3 separate regions of the Homo sapiens genome follow, and all the other regions are linked to region 1. Evidence: chromatin loops called from intact Hi-C (ENCODE). Cell type or tissue: heart left ventricle. All regions are shown on one strand.

What was found. Hi-C counts contacts between places; a loop is a spot of excess contacts. Peaks named below come from ENCODE experiments on the same cell type or tissue, not always from the same donor. Only the 100,000 strongest peaks of a DNase experiment are listed, where the experiment ranks them.
Region 2: it touches region 1 in a loop (2.9-fold over the local background); 22 of 110 quality-filtered maps call a loop at or near these places.
Region 3: a loop joins it to region 1, with 4 times the contacts of the local background. A loop is called at or near these places in 12 of 110 quality-filtered maps.

Annotation. Positions count from the first base shown.
Region 1 is chr6:6,923,386-6,931,385 of GRCh38, forward strand. No RefSeq gene overlaps it. Among named protein-coding and RNA genes, the nearest start is that of LINC03055, 42 kb to the left of the region's middle. In heart left ventricle, a CTCF peak has its summit at 4,853; DNase peaks (open chromatin) are centred at 4,266 and 4,666; H3K4me3 peaks cover 892 bases; H3K27ac peaks cover 1,466 bases.
Region 2 is chr6:7,235,346-7,243,345 of GRCh38, forward strand. RREB1 (ras responsive element binding protein 1) reads left to right here. Exons shown (of 13, transcript NM_001003699.4): 11 at 5,093-5,257. Among named protein-coding and RNA genes, the nearest start is that of SSR1, 74 kb to the right of the region's middle. RefSeq lists enhancers at 779-878, 1,159-1,258. In heart left ventricle, CTCF peaks have their summits at 3,647 (motif pointing left) and 3,848; a DNase peak (open chromatin) is centred at 3,646; H3K27ac peaks cover 789 bases.
Region 3 is chr6:6,726,823-6,734,822 of GRCh38, forward strand. All of the region lies in intron 2 of LOC101928004 (a long non-coding RNA gene), which reads right to left. It overlaps LOC101928047 (a long non-coding RNA gene), which reads left to right. Exons shown (of 6, transcript XR_001743949.2): 6 at 2,174-6,569. Among named protein-coding and RNA genes, the nearest start is that of LY86-AS1, 110 kb to the left of the region's middle. In heart left ventricle, no CTCF peak of the experiment used is centred here; a DNase peak (open chromatin) is centred at 4,245; H3K27ac peaks cover 1,379 bases.

The sequences.
Region 1 (8,000 bases):
GCCCACTAGATGGAAGGGCCTTGGGCAAATGACTGGCCCTGATTTTTAAGCCACGTTCCTTCCAGTGGAAAATAATTTCACTAACCTAGAAAGGTATTCCGAATTTATTAACTAAAATATTAGTTTTTCAAGTGTGCACCTCAGGATTGGATTAGGGAAGGAGGCTGAGGTGGCAAAGATAGATGCAGGAAGTACGAGGAGGCTGTTGTGATAATTCAGAGGTGAAGGTGGCTTGGACCAGTGCACTGAGGATAAAGAGAATTCGGATTAGGTGGGTTACAGATCATTGACATTTTCATATAGAATTAGGTTAAAAACCTTATTTGGGCTCAGGGACACTTTTTTTTTCAGTCAATTTGGTTAGCATGAGTCAGACCTTTGGTCAACATTTAACTGACCAAATCCAGTTTCAGGACCTAAGAATTCAATGGTTCCACTGGGAAAAAGCCCCAGGAAGGCTCTGCCTGTCGTAGACAACAGAAGTCTCCCTTACATTCCATTTCACATGTCTATATAGGTATATATGTACACACACACACGGATGTATCGTAAAAGCCACAGAAGATTCACGTAAAATGTTTATGGACCCTGGATATACCTCACAGAAGAGTTTTCTGAATTAAGACTTCACAGAGGCAGTTGAACAAGAAGAAACATGAGCTTTGAAGTCAGAGAGACGTGCCTATTACTAGCTCCGTGACTAGCGAAGATAAGTTACTCAGCCTCTCAGCCTTAGTGTCCTCATAGGTAAAATGGACACAGGATCTACCATATGGCTATTGTAAGATAAAGTACCTAGAAACAGGCCAAGCATGTTGGCTCACACCTGTAATCCCAGCACTTTGGGAGGCCAAGGCAGGCGGATCACCTGAGGTCAGGAGTTCAAGACGAGACTGGCCAACAGGGCAAAACCCTGTCTCTACTAAAAATACAAAAATTAGCCAGGTGTGGTGGCGTGGGCCTGTAATTCCAGCTACTCGGGAGGCTGAGGCAGGAGAATGACTTAAACCTGGGAAGCAGAGGTTACAGTGAGCAGAGATTGTACCACTGCACTCCAGCCTGGGTGGCAGAGCGAGACTCCATCTCAAAAATAATAATAATAATAAAGTACTTAGAAACATAATAGGTCATCAACAAATAGTAGTTGCTGTTTGATTCATTTTGTTGGCTAAAAATAAAAAAATTATTTTGTGATTATTTGCACTCTACCTGCCCTCCTCTCTCTCCTGCTCCTGACCCACTTAGAGAAAGCATTAGGACCACCATCCTTTCCCCATTCTCTACCTTCCCCTCCCCTCTGCTTTGTCTATGTGGACACGGGGGTGAATCTGGGTCTCTTCACATGGGTTTCTGACAGGTGGTCCACTATAGAGGGAGATGGCCAGTAGGAGAGAAGAAAAGGGATTCACAAGGTCCTGCAAAATCACCAAGAACTGGGAAAGATTCCATGTATCCCTTTCCTGCCACAGCCCAGATGGCAGTACTGTGACTTCCCTGTCCTTGACAGCAGTTCACCCATGACGCATGCCCATCTGATTTGTGGCCAGGTGCAGGGAACACACAGAAGAGGCCACTGACCCTCCCATCTGTCCTCCATTCTTGCCTCCAGACCCCTGGAGAATCAAAAACCATGGCCTCCAGGCTGTGAGGAAGATGAGCGCATCTCAGCCCAGGTGCTCCTCAGCAAGACGCAGGCTCAACGCTAAGAAAAACTGGCGTCCTCAACTCCTCCTGTCTTTAGGTTTTCTTAGGGGATATAAGATAGGACTCAGACCCACGTGCCTCAATATAAAATGTAAATTACCATTGGTCAATGGTTCCTCCATGTTAATCCTGGATAGAGGAATAGACCCAAACATGTGAAACCCTGGCCCTTAGAAGGAATAAAGCTTTGCACAGAGAACCATGACACAGAAAATGGGTCCCTGCCCAGAAGAGCTTACAGACTAATACCTATAAGGGCAGAAGCAAAACAGGTTTTCCCCATACGGCATGTTGTTGAGATCTTGCTCTTAATGGTATAAATCTTTGTAAATCCTCCAGATTGAAAGATGAATTGAGGGAAGCGTGGTGTGTATAGCAGAAGGCATTTCAGCCGGCCTGTGGATAATGTGACAAGCCCAGGGACTCATGACCCGAGTAACCATGTGGAGGGTCCTGCCAGGAGGGGCAGGTGCTACTACTGCTGAAGACTGTCCCTCCAGACTGTCCTCTCTGACACTGGCCACTAAGCCCAGGCAGTCGCCCAGCCCACGGCCCACCTCCATGCATCTGTCTCTATTTCCCAAGAAGAGTGTGCCAGATGCCAACTGGGTTATGCTGAGACTGAGCTTGACTTGTCTTGTTCCCAGTGCCCAACACCAAACTGGGCACACACAGTCCGTGCTCAGTATTGATGGCATGAAAAAAATGAATTAACTAATGCACTTGAGAAAACAGCCCCCAAGCCTAACCTTAAACCCTAACCTAACCCTAACCCTTCTTTTTGAACTTTCATTACAGGACAAACATGAGAAGCATCCTTGGTCACTTTTACAAATGAGTATCTTCATTACATCACACTCTAAACATGATCACTGAGTCATAGTTCGTTCAAGTTGGAAGGAATCTCAGATATCTGCTAGCCTGGCCATTTCCTTTAACACGAGAAATGTGATCAATTCCACCAGGCAGCGAATGTCTTAACTACTTGCCGACACAGGACCTTAGTAACCTGAAGACAAATAATGTCCACAAGGCAGCATAAGGACCTCCCAAAATCTGGCCAGACCTGAGGGTGTTCATTAGAAGACCTTTACATTGTAAATCTCTATTTCATTGTAAACTCTACAAGATTTGGAAGTATATTCATGTGTGGGAACCAAATCAGCTAGAATTGTTTTTCAAATTATTAAGGTATACTCACAGCAAGCAATTCTTTTAAATTTAGCTGTCACTGAGGAACTGTTATATGCAAGACTCTCCAAAGGTACTCTAGAGGGATGCAAAGGTGAGTTCAATATCGCTGCCCCCAGAGGCTCCTGATTGTATGCAGGCCAGACAAACATGTACCAACGATCCTGATACAAGGCAGACCACAGCACCTGCTGCAATAGAGAAACAAGGTTCAGAGGGAAAAATAACTTCAAGGACTTGGGCCCAGCAGCTGAAAAGGGAAGGAAGTACCTAGTCCTTGAGAGGCGGGTGGAAATCCAACAGGTACGTGGAAGAAGGCAAAGGCATACCGCATGAAGGAATCAGCATTAGCTAAAGCAAGGGATAAATGGGAATCATTTTTTAAAATTTTACACCAACTGTATGTTGGACACTTTAGAAGTATAAATTCATTTATACTCACAACAACCAAATAAATTAGGTATCACTGCTTCCATTTTTCAGAGGAGGGAACTGGACTTCGGAAAGATTAAAAATGTATCAAATGAGGGTCAGGAGTATATAACGCATACGGGGCAAAGCCCAGATGTGAACCCCTGCAAGGCTGACTCCAATGCCAGGACTTTCTCCACTTCGCCGGCTGCCTCCCTGGGAGGGGGAGATGGCAAGGCATAGTTTAGGGACATTAGCTCCGTGTGGCTAGTTCATGGGGACAGGGGAACTCGGATGGTAAGGGGTTGAGAAAATGAGGAAGATGACAGAGAAAGGAGGGAGGCAGGAGGAAAACAAGATAAGAGCTTTGCTGCTGGTTGTTTTGTAAGATGAAGGAAACTAGAGAAAGTCTCAAGATTCAGGGCTCAGAGGAAAAGGAGGTTTAAGATGAGAAGAAGTGACAGCTGAGCAGGATCGCAGAGAAAGAAGAGAGACCAGGCACCGTGGCTCACGCCTGTAGTCCCAGCTACTCAGGAGGCTGGGGCAGGAGGATCATTTGAGCCTGGGAGGTCAAGGCTGCAGAGAGCTATGATTGCACCACTTCACTCCAGCCTGGGTGACAGTGAGACCCTGTCTCAAAAATAAAAATAAATAAATAAATAAAGAGAAGGTTAGCAGCAAGGGTGGGGGCTTTAGCCTTAGAAAGAATAAGGAACATTTCTCCCCCAAAACAAAATGAAAGAAAAAGAGAATGAGAAATTATCCCCATTAAAAAAAAAAAAAAGTCAGCAATCTCCGTAGTGGGGAGGGGTGGTTTGCTTAGCCAATGCAGTGAAGAGGTCTGTTCTGGAGAGGGGAACGAGCAGGGTCAGTTAGGGCTGGAGGAGAGTGGAAAAGATTTGGAGCAGCTGTCCTGGGAATCTGATAGGGAGCTAAAAACGGAGTCAGAGGACCATGCCTGAAGGCACTGGGAGCGTCCCCAGCAGGACTGGGCAGGGCGTCCAATTACTTTCGGGGCACAAATCTCTTCAGTGGAATTCAGCACTTTGGGATCAGGAGTAGATGAAAGGATTGCCCAGGGAGACACAGGGGAAGGTCAAGAGGGTAAGAAAAGGGAGGTGCTTTTGAGAACTTTGCCAAATCATTTCACCACAAAGGGAGGGAGGGAGGGAACAGATGCAACCAGGACGGGTCCACAGTGCCAAACACAAGGAGGGGCTCCAGGGGCCGCGATAAAGGCGAAGAAGAGGCTTAGCAGGAACGAGTGAGTGGGACCCATGGAAGGACGGGGTGGTGGCTACAAAGCCATTTCCGAGATGGCCATCCGGAGGGTGGAGCCTCCTACGGGGTGTGGCTATGCAGAGTGGCAGAGACGCTGAGGGAAGGGGGTCACTGGGCTTGAAGGGGTCAGGTCAGCCAGGGAGAAGTAGGACCGAGGATCACAACCCTGAAGCCCTGCAGAGGAGGGTAGCAGGGGTGGGGCAGAATGAGGACCAGGCGCCGTGCGGAAGCCACCCACCAAGCTCACACAAGGGATGTGGCTGAACATGTGCTGGGCAAACACTAGAGGGTGAGAGTGGGGCTGACTTAGTAAAAGGGACATGTGGCTTGATTTTTAGTGAAATACCATAGTGTCACAACTAGTGCTGTCTCTGCCCCACGCCAAAAGGAAAAGTCAAGTGAAATAGGCTGGGTAGAATTCCCCCAGGGTAGGCAAAATGCTAGGAATCTGTACAGAGAGGGAGGCCAGAGGGAGTGAAGAAGGCACAGGGCACGGTATGGCGCACGGACGTCCTGGGTGGAAACCTACTAAGGCTGAGCTCTTGAGATTTAGAAAGTGTCTTCTTTGACCCTATGCCTTAAACAAAGCCAGCCCAGCCATCTATCCTGTGTCCAGAACTAACAGTAGAGGGCCTGTAGGTATCTCGACCCCTCCTCACAGCAGAAGCCCGATACTCACCCCTAGGCAGGTGTCTTTTTTTTTTTTTTGAGCGGCGTCTCGCTCTGTCGCCCAGGCTGGAGTGCAGTGGCGCGATCTTGGCTCACTGCAAGTTCCGCCTCCCAGGTTCACGCCATTCTCCTGCCTCTGCCTCCCGAGTAGCTGGGACTACAGGTGCCCACCACCACGCCCACCTAATTTTTTGTATTTTTAGTAGAGATGGGGTTTCACCGTTTTAGCCAGGATGGTCTCGATCTCCTGACCTCCTGATCCGCCCGCCTCGGCCTCCCAAAGTGCTGGGATTACAGGCGTGAGCCACCGCGCCCGGCCTAGGCAGGCGTCTTAACTGGCTCCTCTCCAATGCCTGCACGGGCCAGGTTCCAACCCCAGCCCCCGTGTTCACCCCTCAATTTGAGAACAGGTTTGACTCCACCTCATTTGACCTTGGTCTTCTCTTTTTTTCTTTTTTTTTTTTTTGAGACAAGGCCTTCCTCTGTTGCCTAGGCTGCAGTGCCGTGGTGCAATCATGGCTCACTACAGCCTTCAACTTCTGAGTTCAAGGGATCCTCCACCCTCAGCCTCCCCCAAGTTGCCAGGGCTACGGTTGCTCCCCGCTAAACCTGGCTAATTTTTTTTATTTTTTGTAGAGATGGGCTGTCACTGTGTTGCCCAAGCGATCTCAAACTCCTGGGCTCAAGCGATCCTCCCACCTCAGCCTCCCAAATTGCTGGGATTACAGGCTTGAGCCTCCATGCTCAGCCTAGTACTCTCTTGGACACAGTTTTAGACTCAATGATAGCCTCCACCACCATCCCCTGCCAGGCCTTGCCCACTTCAAGACAGCATTTCATAACAACTAACATTTAGCACTGCTCAGTACATGCAAGGCATGGGCTAGAAAAGGCCTTGAAAGTCCTTCCGTTCCATTCCGATTCCTCCTATAACCTTTCCACCAAAAACTGACGCAATGCTGCTAGAACATCCCAGAGCCTGGGAAGTCACTCCTCCTGACACTGTCCATCTCACTGCAGAGTGAATGAATGGCTCTGCTGGAAACTCTTCGCTACTGAATCCTTGTTCTTTCCTCCACAGTCATGCAGAACAAGCGTCATTTCTTTCCCATCTGATAGGAATCTGAAGATGACCATCCTATCTCAACAAAGCCTCCTCCTTTCCAGGAGAAATACACCTCCAGGTCTTTACACTTCTGCTCGTGAGACACATCCTCAGGTTCTGTCCCCTGCCTGTTCCTCTTGCCCAAGTCCCTCTTAAGATGTGCTCCCTGGCATCACACACGGCAAACACTTAGAGCACTGACTGTGCCAGCCACTTTCCAAGCCCGTAGCACATATTAACTTATTTAATCCTCATACTAATGCTATATGCTATTGGTACCGTTATGATTTGCATTTTACAGATGAGGAAACTGTGGCAGACGTGGAAAATAACTGGGCCAAGACTAGTACCAGTGGCAGAGATGAGAATCGAGTCCAGGCAATCTGGATGCACTCAGAAGCCCCATGCTGACCCTCAAGCTTGGCAGCCATTGGAATCACCCTGGGGAGTTCTAGAAACTCCCGAGCCTGGGATCCACCCCTAGAGATTCTGATTTGACTGCACCATGTATCATCTGGGCATCTGAACTTTTAAAATCCATCCAGGTGCTTCAAGTGAGCAGTCAAGAATGAGAACGACTGCTCTCTGCTGTCAAGCTAACACATTCCCAGGGCAGTCTGGCTGGGGCAGAGTAGGGTTGCATTAGAGAGGAGTGATGGAAATTTCCAGGCTTCCCTGGAAGAGGCTAATGCAGGGACAGGCTCAGACACGGGTGACAAGAGCCAGCCTTGCAAGAGCGCTAAATAAACAGTGACTCGGGTGGTACGAGTCTAGAGGCTTTCTCAAAAAAGGAAAGTAAGAAAAAGAAGACACAGAATCCTCCCCTTATAGGATACTTGGCTTCAAGGGCTTCCTCTGGAAAGGACTTCCCCTGGTCACAAAGCCCACCTTGGGCACAGAGCCATCGCTTCCTCAGTCAGCAGCTGCCCGTCCAGTACCATCAGCACAGCTTCCTGATCGCCTTCCAAAGGCTAGAGGTGGATGCAGCAGGGGTGCCAGCCCTTCCCATCCCACCCTCTCCTCTTTCCTGGTTCTGTGAATTAGAACAAGAAAGCACAGGGGCCAGTGGCTCCACAGGCTGAGGACAGGGCCTCTCCCATTCCCAATCGAACACAGTCTCCAGCCCTGCCTTCAAAGGGTATCTGAACTTGGGCCATCCCATGGTACCACTCTTCACTTTCCTATCTCTCTGCTGATATTCCCTCTTGAGCCTAAGCTTGGGTTATTGCTGTTTTTTTTTATTTTTTGTTAGTTATTATTTTTAGAGATGGGGGTCTCACTGTGTTGCGCAGGCTGGTCTCAAACTCCTGGCCTTAAGTGATCCTCCCACCTCAGCCTCCCAAAGTGCTAGGATTACTGGCATGAGCCACCATGCCTGGCCAGGGTATTGTTTTTAAAGCACAAGGGTCTTTATCAGTTAAAGAGAAGCCAATCAGATATTCTCTGGTTGTGCTGGAAACTTCTGCATCTTTCAGTTCCTTGAACTCGCTCTCAGCCATCTGGGCCACAGTGTCAGGGCACAGGGTGAGGCTCTGACCTTGAACAGCTCCACGAAGGCTCAGTAGCCCTTTCCTCCTTTTCACCATCCCCCTCTGCCATCCCTGGAAACCCAGACAGCCATGGCAACCTGAGCATGAAT
Region 2 (8,000 bases), 310 kb after region 1:
CTTGGCTCCCTAGGCTTCTGTGAGGCGCTGTCTCCAAAACTTTGAAAAAAGTCTTGAGTGTACACATGTTAAACATTGACTCTGCAGCCACCCTGCAAACAAAGGTGTTATTCGGAGAAGATGTTCTGTGGGGTATTTTTGTTTTTTCTAGTTTTTTGCTTTTGTACAGACAAGGTCTCACCATGTTACCCAGGCTGTTCTCGAACTCCTCAGCTTTGCAAAGTATTGGGATTTTAGGCGTGAGCCACGGTGCCTGGCCGTTTTGTGTTTTTGAGTACAGTGTTAAAATCTAGCTGAGTTCCAGCCAGAAGCATTGAGCAGCATCTGGTTTTGGACTGCATTTAAACAAACTGTCTACACCTTGAATGCTGGCCTCCTCCTACCCCCTCAGCAGATTACTGTACTGTCTCTACTTTGTCTCAAAACACGTGTTCTCCAGTCCTCCCAGTCCTCAAAGGGGCAGCAAGAAGCAGATCCGGTGTTCAGTGTCCAACGAGGGGTATACCTGCTGGCTGCTGGCAAGGAGCATGTGGCCTCAGCCTTTTCTTGCTCCCGGCTCAGGTTCCAGGAACTGTGTTTGATGAGGAAGCTGGCAGGGCTGTCATTTTTCATACCCCCTGGCACAGTCTCCACACACACCTGCCTTTCCTCCTTCCTTCCACTCCTCTCCAGCTCTCTCCCAGACCATACTTTCCTGCTGATGAGGACAGTTCCTGGTTCCTTACCTTTCTCTACCTAAACGCGCCACTCCATAGGAGACAAGAGTGCACTGTTCCTGCCTTTACCCCTCGGGAGCATCTCGTGTGTTTTTAGGCCACAGGTGGAGGAGAGGGTGCCAGGAAACACAGCCAGTCTGTTCTAGCCTCTGTCCTCATTTTCTTCCCCCTTCCCTTTGCTCCAGTTCCTTGTCCCACAGTGATGGGCTTGGGACTATGGGGTGTCCATTCCGGGCTTCCCTGGCTTGCTTACTTTCTCATGGGTGCTTTGAGCGCCTTTTTTGAGCCGGCTCAGGCTTTCCCCCCACACCCTTTCCTCCCTGCTTCTATCTGGCAGTGAGGGTCAGAGCTTCGGTCAGTGAGTCATCCAAACCTGGGTGTGGAAAGCACCTGGGACACCACTTGTATTTGGCTCCTTTTAGCTTTCTTAAAAGACAGCTTTGGCCGTTTGTACCCAGTCCTGTGTACACTTCTGCCAAATACAGAGAGAAAATACCAAAAGAAAGAAACCTGCCTGCAGGGGTGGAGGAGCAATGGAGAGAAGGCTGGGCTGCTCAGGCTGTCATCTTGTTACAAAAAGAAAAGCAACTGCAAGGTTTTCTATGCTAGTTAGACCCCACCTTTCTAACCCTGATTGTCTTTGAAAAATGAACAGAAATGTTTTCAGTTCTGTTTTTTTTTTTTTTTATCTTGGAGGCCAAGGCCCCAATCTCCTCATCAAACTATTCTCACTGTTCACTCTTCTCTTGCCCCAATGTCCTTCTTCGTTTCTTGACTGTTCTGGGAGAGTAAACACTGGCTAATTTTTTTTGTTTGTTTTTGGAGGTTTTTTTTTTTTTTTTTTTTTTTTTGAGACAAGCTCTCACCCTGTCACCCAAGCTAGAGTGCCTGTGTGCACCCTGGCTAGAGTACAGTGGCATGATCACAGCTCACTGCAGCCTTGAACTCCTGGCTGAGTTCAAGTGATCCTCCTGCCTCAGCTTCCCAAGTAGCTGGGACTACAAGTGCACATCACCATGCCTGGCTAATTTTTTTATTTTTTGAGACAAATTCTTGCTCTGTAGCTCAGGCTGGAGTGCAGTGGCGTGATCTTGGCTCACCACAACCTCTGCCTCCCGGGTTCAAGCGATTCTCCTGCCTCAGCCTCCAGAGTAGCTGGGATTACAGGTGCGCGCCACTGCACCCAACTAATTTTTTGTATTTTTAGTAGAGACAGGGTTTCACCACATTGGCCAGGCTGGTCTTGAACTCCCGATCTCAGGTAATCCACCAGCCTCGACCTCCCAAAGTGCTAGGATTACAGGTGTGAGCCTCCGTGCCGGCCTTTTTTTTTTATTATTATTTGTTATAGAGACAAGGTCTCACTGTGTTGCCCAAGTTGGTCTTAAACTCCTGGGCTCAAGCGATCCACCTCCGTTGGCCTCCCAAAGTGCTGGGATTATAGGCATGAGCCACTCTGCCCAGCTGGCTGATGGTTTAAGCGCTCGCGTTGGGGCTTGCAGAATGCTGTAGGTCCTGAGTGCGCAGGTAACTCACTGTGGTTACAGGTGCTTTTACAAATCCCCTTCTAAAGCAGTTATTCGTGGCAGCTACCAAATAAATAGAATCATTTGCTACTTTCTATATAGATGGCTGGCCAACAAGTGTTTTTGAAACCTGCGTTATTATAAAATACTAAACGGGCCCGTTTTCCTGCATCCCTGCAATCCAGAGAGCCCACCACTATGTAAAAATGTCAGACTTACGCAGTGAAATGTGAGCTTCTAATGACTCATGTGAGTTGTTATGTCACTTTGGGAGCCTTTGTAGTTTGATGCAATACTTTCACATCATGGATTGTTTTCTGAATTTAGCATTAATAGGGACCTTCTCATGGGGACGTCAGCCTGGCAGTCCTAACCAACTGTAAAGGTGACGCACTTACCAGTGTGAAAATTACAGAGTAAACCATGTGACAGGGGGGAGCGAGAAGCCGATTGTTTTCTTTGAAATCAAGAATCCTATCATAGTAGCTTCTTACTTGTTTTCCTCTTGGCCCAGTTCTTTTCTCAATCTGGCCAGACTCAGAGAAGCAGCAGTGTTACCTTTTGACAATAAAATGTTAAAAGTACTTTATTTTTACTTGAAATTATTAAATACTGTGTTCAATTTTAAATGAAAAACAATAAGTAATTTTTTTCATTTTATTTTATTTTTGAGACAGAGTCTGTCTGTCGCCCAGGCTAGAGTGCAGTGGCACAATCTCTGCTCACTGCCACCTCCGCCTCCCAGGCTCAAGCAATCCTCCCACCTCAGCCTCCCCAGTAGCTGGGATTAAGGTGTGCACCACCATGCCTAGCTAATTTTTGTATTTTTAGTAGAGATGGGGTTTCACCGTATTGGCCAGGCTGGTCTTGAACTCCTGGCCTCAAGTGATCTGCTCACCTTGGCCTCCCACAGTGTTGGGATTACAGGCGTGAGCCACCGCACATGACCACAAGAAGTAATTTGGAAGACGCACCATGAACACTGACATACTGTACAACTAGTCACACTTTTTTTTTTTAATGTGGATGTTTTAAAAATAAATTTTGCAGAAAACACCTGCAGAATGATATGAGGAGACCCTGAAAACAGTCAGTGGGGTTCTCCACTTTTGTTCAGGTTGCCTTGTGGAGCTACTCAGAAGCACACAGGCCGGATTTCTGGGTGTCTGATTCTGCCCTTTCCGGGTTTCTAATTCTGTTGTCTTTGATTGTTGCATCTTTATTCTTAAAAGCGCCTGAGGAGATTTGTAAGCATCATCTTAAAGGGTCTTTTAGCTCAGGAGGGAATCAATGTCCCCTGTCTCTGATTATTACTCCTGATGTGAAATTGTGGCCATGCTGTCATGGGGGCGGTGCCAGGTCCACACCTTCAGGCTCTGTATGAATGGCGCCCCCTGGAGTCGTGTGACACAGCCAGTGCCGGTTAAGGCTAGTCCCTCCTTCCCCTGGGAAAACACGTGGCCCCTCTGGCTGGTCCCCAGGTGCCAGGCCCTTGCTGTGCATTCACAGGGGAGTGCGTGGCCTTGGGCACCTGCACTAGTTCAGGCTTCTATCGACATTAATCTAACGCCAGAGGCCCCTGTGATCTGTGTTTCCAGGGAGCTGTGTTTAATTGTGGCAATCCTAGGGTTATGAGACAAAAGTACTGGGCCCCAGCTCTGAAGTCATGTTGGTTAACACACAAAACCTTTTACCCTGTAACATTAGCAACTGGGACCTTGGACTCCAGCAACTTGGGGGAAAGGGAGGAATTCAGTGATACACAAGTGATGCACCACCAACTTCCGCCTCCTGAAGGCCCCTGATCCCCTCCCTCCTCCTCTCTTTTCCTCTCCACCTCCTTTTTCCCTTGTGCTTTCTTTCTCCCTCACATGCATCCGCACAAACCCAGGACAAGTTGTAGAGGAGCTTCTATTGCATTTTGAAACATGATGTTTACAGCACAAAAGGAATCCAAGTAAAAGGAGAGGGTAGGCAGACCAAAGCAGGAGGGGACTGTGCCTCTCTCAGTGGCTCACCCATCTGTGCGTTTGGGATGGGTCTAGGGGCGAGGCAGGGCTGCCAAAATGTCCTCTTCACATGCACATCTGTTGAGTGGAGCACATGATCAAATGCAGACATAGTTACGTATTGGTCACTCATTTGCAACCAAGCTTGGAGCAGGGGGAACAAAGAACCTTTAATGAGAAGATCTCCTGACTGTTGCCACCTAGGACCACAGTGAACTTGAACAGAGGTCACTGCAGGATGTCTCGGCAAGTCAGACAGGAGTTGTCCTGGGAAGTCAGAACTCACTGCTCCCGTTCCCCTGTGGGAGGGACACAGCCACCAAGGCCAGGAAGGGGGACTGGCCACCCTGGCTGGGGGCTGTCCCTGACTTCTTCTCTTCATGGGCCCCCAAAGATACCCAGGGGTTCCCCATTGGATTTCCTAGTGTCCATATTACGGTGTCCTTGCCACACTAGAACTCGTTAGAGGGCGTCTTTCTCTTTGTGATAGAATATAGGTGTTTTCTTGCTGTGCTCTAAAATCTCTTCATTCGCTTTTTTTTGTTGTCGTTAATATTTTAATTGTAATACCGTTGTTTTACTTTAAATGTATATTTTTCAGTTTCATTTATTTTAGTATTTTGAGGACAAAAATTCATATTCCATTCAACTTAGGAAAAGGGAGAATGATCATTTTAGTCATTGATGGTTTTTTTTTTTCTAATGTGTTTTGTTAATTTTCTTGAAGGGATGGAGGAGGGGGGAACAACTGCCAATGATCCCAGGAGAATAAACAAAAGCGACTTTTCTATTTCATTGCAGTAGAAAGCCAGATAAATATATATTTTTTTTCCTGCTTCAGGTCAGAAACCCTTCCCTTGTCAAAAATGCGATGCCTTCTTTTCTACCAAATCTAACTGTGAACGCCACCAGTTGCGCAAACACGGAGTTACCACCTGTTCCCTGAGAAGAAACGGGCTTATCCCCCAGTCAAAAGAGAGTGATGTTGGATCCCATGATAGCACAGGTAGTGCCGCCAGGTGAACAAGAACCCAGGAAGAGGGAGAGAGAGGAGTTCGGTTAAGAATTGTAGCAAACTCCAGTCCGAGCTGTGGAGGGGCTGCTTGTTCACTTCTCTGTAGGATTCAGAGCCCACAGCCTGTTAATAGAAAGGCAGGCCCTGCTGATGATTGGGAGGGAGTATAACTCCTGGGTCAGATCGCCTAGACAGACAGCAGAAAACAGTGACAGTGCCCCTCGGTGACTCTCGGGGCTGCTAGGGAAGATCTGTCACCCTCTTGGCAGAAGAGGCCTTTGTTCCCGATGTTGGGAGGTGGGATGTATGGGAAGGCTTACAACTTTAGCCCTGGGTATGAACTCATCTAAAGGGGATGTGAAACCTAAAGGTTTGGGGAGCCTTAGCCGCTGCAGCCTCCTCGGGAGCAGGCCTGGGCTCCCTGGGATATCAGGGTATTGTAGGAACGAGGGGTGCGGTGTTCTTCTTTTCAATAACTCTCTTCCCGGTGTAAGACTGTCCTTGTTTGAAAAAGCACTGTGCATGTCCTTTCTTTAATCACATCTCTGCTTGACCTGAATCCGGGTATTATTCTCCTGTGCTGATGTGTGCTTCCTCCCTCCAGCACCCACAGAGCAATTAACGGCTGCCCGATACGTCTTGTGCCACCTTGTTTCCCTTATAGTTTCTGAATTTACTCATGTCCTCTATCAGTACACTCCATCCGCTCGGACTGCTGGGGTTCTCCATCCTCACCCCCAAGAGCAAACAAAACGAAAGCCAGCCTGCTGCAGGCCACTTAGATATCCCGCCAGTTGGCACTGATTAGTAACAGGGACAGCATCATGGTGCTGGGTCCAGTTTTGCAAGTCTTGAAAACCTGACACTATCTTGTGGCTGCGAAGAGATCCCCCCAGCTGTGTTTTTTTAGGGTTGTATTTGCGTCCTGTGGCTTCTATTCCTCAGACTAGGGTGGAGATGGGGTGCCCTGTAGTTACGAGGCACCCCTGCCTCAGGAGTCAGTGTGGAAGAGGGTTGGGCATTAATCTTAGCCCCTTGTCCTTACCTTGGTTACAGGGGTACAGGGTGTATCTGAAGTGGAGAGGCCACCCTTTGCCCATCTCTACGCCTCCCACTGAGCCCTAGTGAAACCAACTGTGAGTGCTCTTGACTGCCCAACCGCCAGTCTAGATCAGATCCTCTGAGGGTATGAAAGGGTAAGCTGGTTTGTTCACTGCTTCCCCAGCTTCCACTTCCACATAACTCACCAGTATCTTTGAGTGAAGAAAGATGTGGGTGCCCACGGAATCTTAGCCTAACTTGGACCCCTGTGAGCCAAAGATGACCTGGAGTTCAGCCCACTGGAAGCGCACACCAGTGCTGGCAGGCACGCGTTTGCTGCAGACCATCCTGTTAATGTTTAACCATCAGCCGCCACATTACCTGTTAGTCTGGAACATTTTCTTTCATCCTGGTTTAGAAAGCTGCCCTGTGATCTTCCCATAGTGGTTCCACAGTAGCGAAAGCAGCCGGTAACTGAGGGAGCTGAGGGGGAGCCCTTGGGTTTCCATGTTTACAAATAAGTCTTAGTAACTCCGTGCTGGATGTGCATTTTGCATTCAGCTTCTTTATCATAAGGGAGGAACAAAGACTGGGGCTCCTGCTGACATCTGCAGACACAAAGCTGAGTCGGAATTTGTGGTCTTAGCTTCGGTTCAGCACCAAGTGTATTTATAAGTTTGCAGTCATAGGTTTTGTTGTCCAAATCCCAACAAAGCCCTTTCCCACCTCCACCCCACCCCGGAAGTTATATAGGGTTCCTTGAAGGGACAAAGCCTCTAGAAAAAGAAAAGTCACTGAAAGTTGTAATGTGAAACCAGCAAAGAGAAAATACATGTTTGGTTTAGTTGTGGTCACAGTCCATGGTGAGAAAAGGGACTGAGATTTAAGTGGGAGGGAAAAGTTTAGGGAGGCAGAGTTTAGTGATTTCAAGGAGGATTTTAAAATGCAGATGAGCATGATGGACATGGGGTGAAGCCTTCATTCTGGGTTCCCCCCCCCCAGTGAAGTTTAAAAAGTGAGGCTTTGAAGGAAGACCACTTAAAAAAAAGGGGGGGGGGGAAGGAAATGACCAAGGAGGTCCTTGAGGGGTTTTCTAGGCTTGTATGCCTAGGTGGCATTTTCTTAAAATTCCTACACATGTTTTATAATGTAGGTCTGACATTTTTCAGTCTCATAAAGTCCCCCAAAAGAATGCTAAAAATGCCACAGTGGGGGCAGTTCTCCCTTAAAGGTCCATTTTGAATATTCAAATTTCAACTGAAATTCTTCATTCACTGTCCTGGACAGAGAGGCAGCCTGGCCCCCTCTGCCCTTGAGGGATATGCCCTTGGTCCTTCCTCCGATGATGCCCCGTCTTTGTGTTTGTAGGCACCTACATAGGGCTGTTTTTAATTCGTATAAACATGAAAGTGTTTAAGCTCTCCCTTAATGGTGGCCGCCTTTACCAGCCCAGAAGTCCCACATGTCAGCATGGACTACACCTCAGGAAACCCTCTCCATCCTCAGATGCTTTGGGTGGAGTGCAGACACAGCAGCTTCCCCTGCAAAGGCACCCCTGCCAGGTCAGATAATTACTTAGGTTGGTAGTCTGTCACAGTGGTTGAGGCTCATTTAATTTTTAGGAAGCAATAGATCTTTAATTGTTGAGCTGACTAGGGCTGTCTCCACAGTCCTGTAGGAGGAGCTGCGGGTT
Region 3 (8,000 bases), 200 kb before region 1:
GGTTTAAATAAGATAATGTACAGAAAACACTGAGCACCACATATCAATAGTAAGTGCCCAATTAATGTTATTCCTATTGTTTTAGCATTAGTATCAACCATAAATGGTTATGATTGCCGTCTTGTTTAAGAACATATCCAACGTTTGAATCTCTTTGGAAACATTGCACCAAATATTCAAACTTTTTCAAAGTGAGACATACTTCCTCATGAAGCAGCCCATCCATCATTGGACAACTTCGGCTACTGTGAAGTGCGTCTCTGTTGAAAATGAAGCCTAACTCCAGTGAACTTAGTCCTCTGCCTTGCAGCCTAATGTCTGATTTCTCTTCCTCATTATCTGAATACTGTTATCACATCCTTTTTTCCCTGCACTTTTTTTTTTTTTGAGATGGAATCTTGCTCTGTTGCCCAGGCTGGAGCGCAGTGGTGTGATCTCGGCTCACCGCAACCTCTGCCTCCCAGATTCAGGTGATTCTTGTGCCTCAGCCTCCTGAGTAGCTGGGACTACAGGTGTGTGCCACCATGCCTGGCTAGTTTTTTGTATTTTTAGTAGAGACGGGGTTTCAACATGTCAGCCAGGATTGTCTTGATCTCCTGATCTCATGAGCTGTCCAACCTCGGCCTCCCAAAGTGCTGGGATTACAGGCATGAGCCAACTACACCCAGCCTTTTTTTTGTTTTGTTTTGAGATGGAGTCTTGCTCTGTTGCCCAGGCTGGAGTGCAGTGACACGATCTGGGCTTACTGCAACCTCTGCCTCCTGGGTTCAAGTGATTCTTGTGCCTTAGCTTCCCAAGTAGCTGGGATTACAGGTACACACCACCATGCCTGGCTAATTTTCGTATTTTTAGTAGAGATGGGGTTTCGCCATGTTGGCCAGGATGGTCTCAAACTCCTGACCTCAGGTGATCCGCCTGCCTTGGCCTCCCCAAAGTGTTAGGATTACAGGCATGAGCCACTGCGCCCAGCCCCATGCTTAATTCTTTCGACCTGTCCCTGGTTGCTCTTGACAAATGTGGATGGCTGGCCATTTCCTTTTTGAGTGTGGTGTGTGACCAGCTGCTCACTCCATTGTATTTCTCTCAAGTCTAACCTCAAATGAGCTTTGTGGGGTCCACATCTGCTGGTGGCTTCTTTTACCCTACTTTTGACTAAAACCCTTTTAAGTCTTTTTCACTCCTCAGCTACAGCTCCGTTATCCTGCTCCTGTGCGATTCATTTGCCACCCCCCCCCCCACTCCAGGTGAAGACAGTGGCATATTTTCCTGTTAGAATCAGCCTATTTCCATGCCTTCCAAGATGTTTTGGATCTTGATTCTGTCCCACTAAATGTTAGTCTCTCAACATTCAGTAACCAGCAAATTTGGTAAAGAGGGACCTTTATGACTTCCTACGGGTAACATGATGAAAGTTTTGGACAAGACATAGCAGAGGAGCCCTTCCTTGTGAGGGCCCAGCTCTGATATTCAGAGCCTCAGAGTCGCCACCTCCCACAGGCTGCCTTCCCCGCTGTGCACTGTCTGTGAGGCATGTTCTGCCTAGCCTAGGCCTTCACAGCAGGGGGCAAGGGGGATGTCAACAGTGCTTGGAAACAGCGAGAGGGACGGGGTCTGGGGTTGCATGGGGGATGTTGAAGCAGAGAATAGAAGGGCAAAAAAAAAAGTCAGCAAAATAAGGATGGTAAGGAAGGAAAAAACCAGTTAGGACAGTAATTGGGTAAGTTAGAAAGAGAGGAAGGAGTAAATGTTGGAGGAAGTAGGTAGAAATTAACAAAGAATTTTCAAAATGGACAACAAACCAATGTAACAAAGATGGCAAGATGGAAATAGTCAGGGGCATTGAATGAGGCAAAACCCTAAGGGCAAGAAGAGACTAAAAGGCCACCAGACCGAGAAGTTCTCCAGGCCACCCTGTGGCCACGGGGATTGTTGAGTTGTGGGGTTTCATGCTGGTTACTGGAGCAGCTGAAAGCAGCCTCAGAGGAAAGAGCTTCCCAAGATGCATTTTGATTCTAAGAATATTGGTTTCACGGTAGGATGTTTTCATGTCTTGAGAATCTTTAGACACAGGAAATGTACATATCAGGCTTTGCGGAATACATCTGCCTGGAAAGGGCAAGATGGATTTAAAATACTTTGTGAAAACCAACCATGATCCCATTGTGTTTTGAAGCTCCAGGTTTATGAGCCGTAACTCAGCAGAAGCCTAGCATGAGAACAACTCATCTGAAGCTCCAACATTTGGGGAATGCAACCTTTCGACAGACATTTGCTGAATGGATAGGAGACTCCTGAAAGCAGAATTCTGCACATTCTGTGGACCAGCCCTGACTACGGAGAGCAGGTGTTAGCCAGTATCCATGCGCAGTGCCTCTTAGTCTTACCTGTCTGCTGCCTTACGCAAGCATGGAGCTTAATATGCTAGCTGTGTTCTCCTAACCTCAGATATCTGTAAAACCAGCCACAGTAAGATAACATGGTAGAGCACAAAATGCTTAGAAGAGATTTATTTGAAGCAATGCTTCCCAGAAGTTTTTCAATGCAGCTTATGGCGAGAAACACATTTTACATCTCTACTCAGTACGCAGCCACTCATACTCAACTGAAACATCTTCTGAAACAATATTTCACTTCACTCTCTGCAATACAGAAAATACCAGATCGTATTGTATGTTATTTCATTGTTTTAAAATCCTGAGCCTAGCTTGCTAATAGATTACAACTCAGTTTGAAAAGCACAGGCTAAGGGGCTTCAAATAGGGGTGACACATTGAACACACACATTTATCACCTCTCCCTTCACAGATCTCATTAAAATGATAATAAAGGAACAAAATGGCAGAAATCCACAAGGACAAACAGCAAACAAGAGGGACATCAGCAGATAGGCAACCTCAACAAGTATATCACAATGAGTGACACACCCCCTATAACAGCCAATTTTGATGGTCCTCCCATAGCTCTTGCCTTATTCTTTGTAATAGGATTCAGATTGTTTAAAATCCCCATATTCTACCGCAAAGTCATGTTATCAGGAAAGACCAACCCTAACCCCAGTTCCATGGAGTAAAGATTAATTAATCTAAACTCTATTAATTGTATTCCCTTTATCTGGTGATAAGTTTAAGAGCTGATCCCTTAATTTTGGACATGGGAGCACAAGAGAAACTCACTCAAGACTGGGATTAATTGTAGGAAATATTTCACAGTTTCCACAAGTCAGAAGAGCTAATCCCAACCCTCTGTATCTGGAACATACACTGCTGCCATTTTCTGCCCATGAAGGGAAATACCCAAGGTACTCTGGCAGAACAGATTTTTGAAAACTTGAGTCCCTGATGATGTAAGTCAGCCACAATGTTAATCAACCCCAGAGCCACCTTATTTCTAGACTTATTATGCAAGATAAAAAAAATCAACTTGCAGTATGAACCACTTTTAGTTGGGTTTTATTTCGGCAAACATATGCCAAGGCACAGCATAAAATTCCACAAGGGACAAATCAATGAGCCCAGAACTTCCAATGAGGGGGACAACTAAGTCATATACACAATAACTAGAATGTAAATGGTATTGAACTTCAAGCACAACATTGGATGCTAGAAAAAAAGAATGCCTTCAAAGTTTTAAAAGAAAACACTTTTCTACCTTGAATTCTGCAATCAACCATACCATTGATCAAGAACAAAAGTAGATAGAATTATCCTTAGACATGCAAGGACGAAAATTTACCTTCCATATGCCTTCTAGGAGCTAATAGTTGATGGGTTTCAGGAAAAGAAAGGAATATAAATGAAAATAAGGGAAGAGAAGGGACCTAGGAACCAGTGAGTCCAGTCAGCAGGGTGGAAGAGCTGACAGCTACACTGTGCAGTCCACACAAGAGTAGAAGGGGAAGACATCCAGGGAAAAATTACATAGACTTAACAGAGTAGAAATATGGCAGATCTAGTGGCAAAGTGATCATCAGAAAGAAATCAAATATGCTGTACTGTATAACGAATTACCCTGAGACTTTCAGACTTAAAATAAGCATTTATTATCTTCTATTTTCTGAGCATGAGGCATCTGGGAGCAGCTTAGCTGGGTAGTTTCAGCTCAGGATCTCTTCTGAGGTTGTCAAGATGTCAGCTGGGGCTCCAGTCAGCTGAGAGCATGACCAGAACCGTAGAATCAGCCTCCACCATGGCTGACTCATGTTGCAGTTGGCAGAAGGCCTCAGTTCCTTGCTGGCTGTGGGCAACAGGCCTCAGCTGCCTGCCACATGGACCTGTTCAGAGGGCTGCTCAAGTGGCCTAACATGGCAGCTGGTTTTCCCCAAAGCAATCCATGAGAAAGTTCGTGGGGGGGGGCTGTAATGCCTTTTATGACCTAGTCTCAGAAGTCACATGTCATTATTTCTGCCATGTTCTATTTGTTAGAAGCAATTCACTAAGTACAGCCCACTTATAAGGCAAGGGAAATAGGGCTCTGCATTTTATAAGAATATTGAATTTTTGACATGTTTTTAAACTATTACACATATGCATATAAAAGTAGCATGTAAGTTAATAAGTGTGGCAAAGAGATAACTTCAAGGGAAACAAAATCTAAAGAAAAAATGTAATCCTAATGCACCACGCAGATTTGCTATTAACAATATCGACATAGTTTTGGTGTTATAAAGTGATTATTGATGTAATTAAAAGCAACTATAGGCCAAGCCCAGTGGCTCATGCCTGGAATCCCAGCACTTTGGGAGGTGGGCGGATCACCTGAGGTCAGGAGTTTGAGACTAGCCAAGATGGTGAAACCCTGTCTCTACTAAAAATACAAAAATTAGCTGGGCATGGTGGTGGGTGCCTGTAATCTCAGCCACTTGGGAGGCTGAGGCAGGAGAATTGCTTGATCCCGGAAGGAGGCAGCTGCAGTGAGCTGAGATCATGCCACTGTACTCCAGCCTGAATGACAGACTTAAACAAAAAACTATGCAGCTATATAAAGAGGGATGAGGAAAGATAAGAGCATAAGGGAGCCAACTTTTCATTAACTCTGAGGAAGCCAATTGATATTACCTGTAATTGATAAATCAAAAAACTATGATCAAGACAGTCTTGCACTGGCAAAATAGGTCAATGACCATATTTGTTCATTGAAAAAATAGAAAACCCAGACAGACCTCACCCAAATATAATCAACTGATCTTTGACAAAGGGGAAAGGATAGTCTTTTCAGTAAATGGTGCTGAAACAACTGGACATCCACATGCAAAAGAATCTAGTCACAGACTATATCCTTCACAAAAATTAATTTAAAATGGATCATAGATGCAAATGTTAAACCTAAAACTAAGACTCCTAGCAGGTCACATAGGAAAGCATCTAGATGACCCCTGGGTTTGGGAATGACTTTTTAGACAACACCAAAGAAATGATTAAAGAATTGATAAATTGGACTTTATTAAAATTAAAAACTTCTGCTCTGTGAAAGGCACTGTCATGAAAATAAGAAAAGCCACAGATTGGAGAAAATATTTGCAAGAGATAAATCTGATAAAGGACTGTTATTCAAAATATATAAAAAGTCTTAAAACTCAATAAGGAAACAACTTAATTAAAAATGGGCAAAAGATCTGAACAGATACCTCACAAAAGACATACAGCTGGCAAATAAGCATATGAAAAGATGCTCCACATCATATATCATTAGAGAATTGCGAATTAAAACGAGATACTGCTACACACTTATTAGAATGGCCAAATCTAGAATACCGTCAACACCAAATGTTGGCAAGGATGTGGAGCATCAGGAACTCCCATTCATTGCTGTGTGAATGCCAAATAGTAGTTTGGAAGACAGTTTGGCAGTTTCTTACAAAGCAACTACTTTTGCAATATACTCCAGAATTTGTACTCCTTGGTATTTACTCAAATGAGTTAAAAACATGTCCACACAAAACCCTGCACATACCCTTCACTGCTTCCATGTTGTAGCAACCAATGAATAAAATTGCTAGAAACAATGTCCTTCAATAGGTGAATGGATAAACCATCGTGCATCAAGACAGTGGAATATTATCCAGTACTAAAAAACGCAATATGGAAGCCATGAAGACATGGAAGAAACTTAAATGCATATTGCTAAGTAAACAAAGCCAATCTGAAAAGGCTACACATGCTGTATGAGTCCAACTATGTGACATGCTGGAAAAGACAACTATGGAGACAGGAAGATGATCAGTGGTTGCCAGGAGTTAGAGGGGAGGGAAGGATGACTAGGTGGAGAACAGAGGATTTTTAGGGCAATGAAACTGTATATTACAGTGATGGATTCATGGCATAATACATTTGTCTAAACCCATAGAATGTACAACACCAAGAGTAAACGCTAATACAAACTGTGAACTTTGGGTGAAAATGATGTGTTAATGTCAGTTCATCAGCTGTTACAAATGGACCACGCCGGTACAGGATGTTGATGGAAGCAACCGTTTAGGGGTGGGGGCAGGCATATGGGAACTCTGTACTTTCTGTTCAGTTATGCTGTGAGCCTAAAACTGCTCTAAAAACAAAGCCTAATAAGAAAAATCACACGCTAGGTCTGGTCTATCAGCATAGTTCTTCTGCCTCCCACTGCCAACCAGTCCCACCTGCCTCCTTTCCTGGCCCTTCCTCACTGCCAGGTCTTGTTTCAGCGCATGGATTACCAGAAGGAAAAATGCTCCCACCGGCCTCTCTCTGTATCAAAACACAGGAGTGAAATAAACCAGCTTTTCAATAAAGAGGCTGGGGTGGGAGGGGCTAGAGAAAGGATGACTTGCTCATGACCCCCAGATCCTCTGACCCATCAGCCCATAATCTCACCTGCCTTACAGTCTTGACCTCTCCCCTAATTCCCACGTACTTTCTTCCTTCCCCCATCTTGATGGCACTGATGGAAGAAACTCTGGACCACTTGCGCCAGGGACACCAAGTCTGCATCCTTAGCCTTGATCGGGCCATGGTGATGAGACAGTCCTCTCCCAGCCCCATTCAGCTCCCTCTCAGCCCCCACAACAGTTCAGCCTCAGATTTTTTCCTGGAGCCTCATGGCTCCCTCGTCATCCTGCACAATAGGAAGCCTTGCCCCCTACTAAACAGGGAAAGGTGAGCTGGCCAGTCATGAATGCCCTGAGCTCTGCAACTCACCCCTGCCCTGCCTCCTGCTCGCTCCTGCCTTCACTGGCCTGACACTGCTGTGCAGACCTCATTCTCCTCTCTGCGCTAGCATCCCCTCCCTGTTCTCTTCACCCTCTCTCCAGGTGTGCCCTTCGTCGTACCCATCACAATTCTCTCCAGGGAAAAGCAAAACCATAATGAAGACAACAAAAATACTCTCCCAGGGATAGCAGGAATTGCACCAAACGGCTTCCTTGCCAGGGCTTTAGCGGGTTTTGACTGGGCACTGAGGGTGGCGAGTCCCTAGGTTTGAATTGCAAAGGCACAGGTGCAGCTGTCGAGCAGAAGAGTGGGTGGTTAAAAAGTGGGCAGATCTCTTGGTTTGTTACTCCAACCCCTTTCTGGCATATATAACCCCCTCCAGACACACCGCTGGAGACTTGAGCCTTCGTGAAGTAAATACCATTATAAACCCCTGCCTCCGAGCAAAACAGCAGAAAACCTTACACACAGAAACTAGCGATCAGATTCCTCCAGCAGCTTTGGCATTCCCTCTAACTTCTGCCCCTCTTTGCCAAATTTTCTAAAAGTACTTTCACTGTCCTACTTACTAACCTCCTGTAGGCTGGTGTTGGGACCCACCACATGTCCATTAACCAGCTCTTATCACACTGGTTACTGCTGAATTTCCAAGTCTAATGGACACTTCTATTGTGTCTTAATAACCTCTGCGGGGCACTGACTCATCACTCTTCCTCCTGGAAATTTCTTCTCCCCTGGCTTCCATGACCCTCTGGCCTGGTTCTCCACCACCACCCCACCCTCACCCAGTCTTTCCCTCTCAATCTGCTTTCTAAGCTCGTT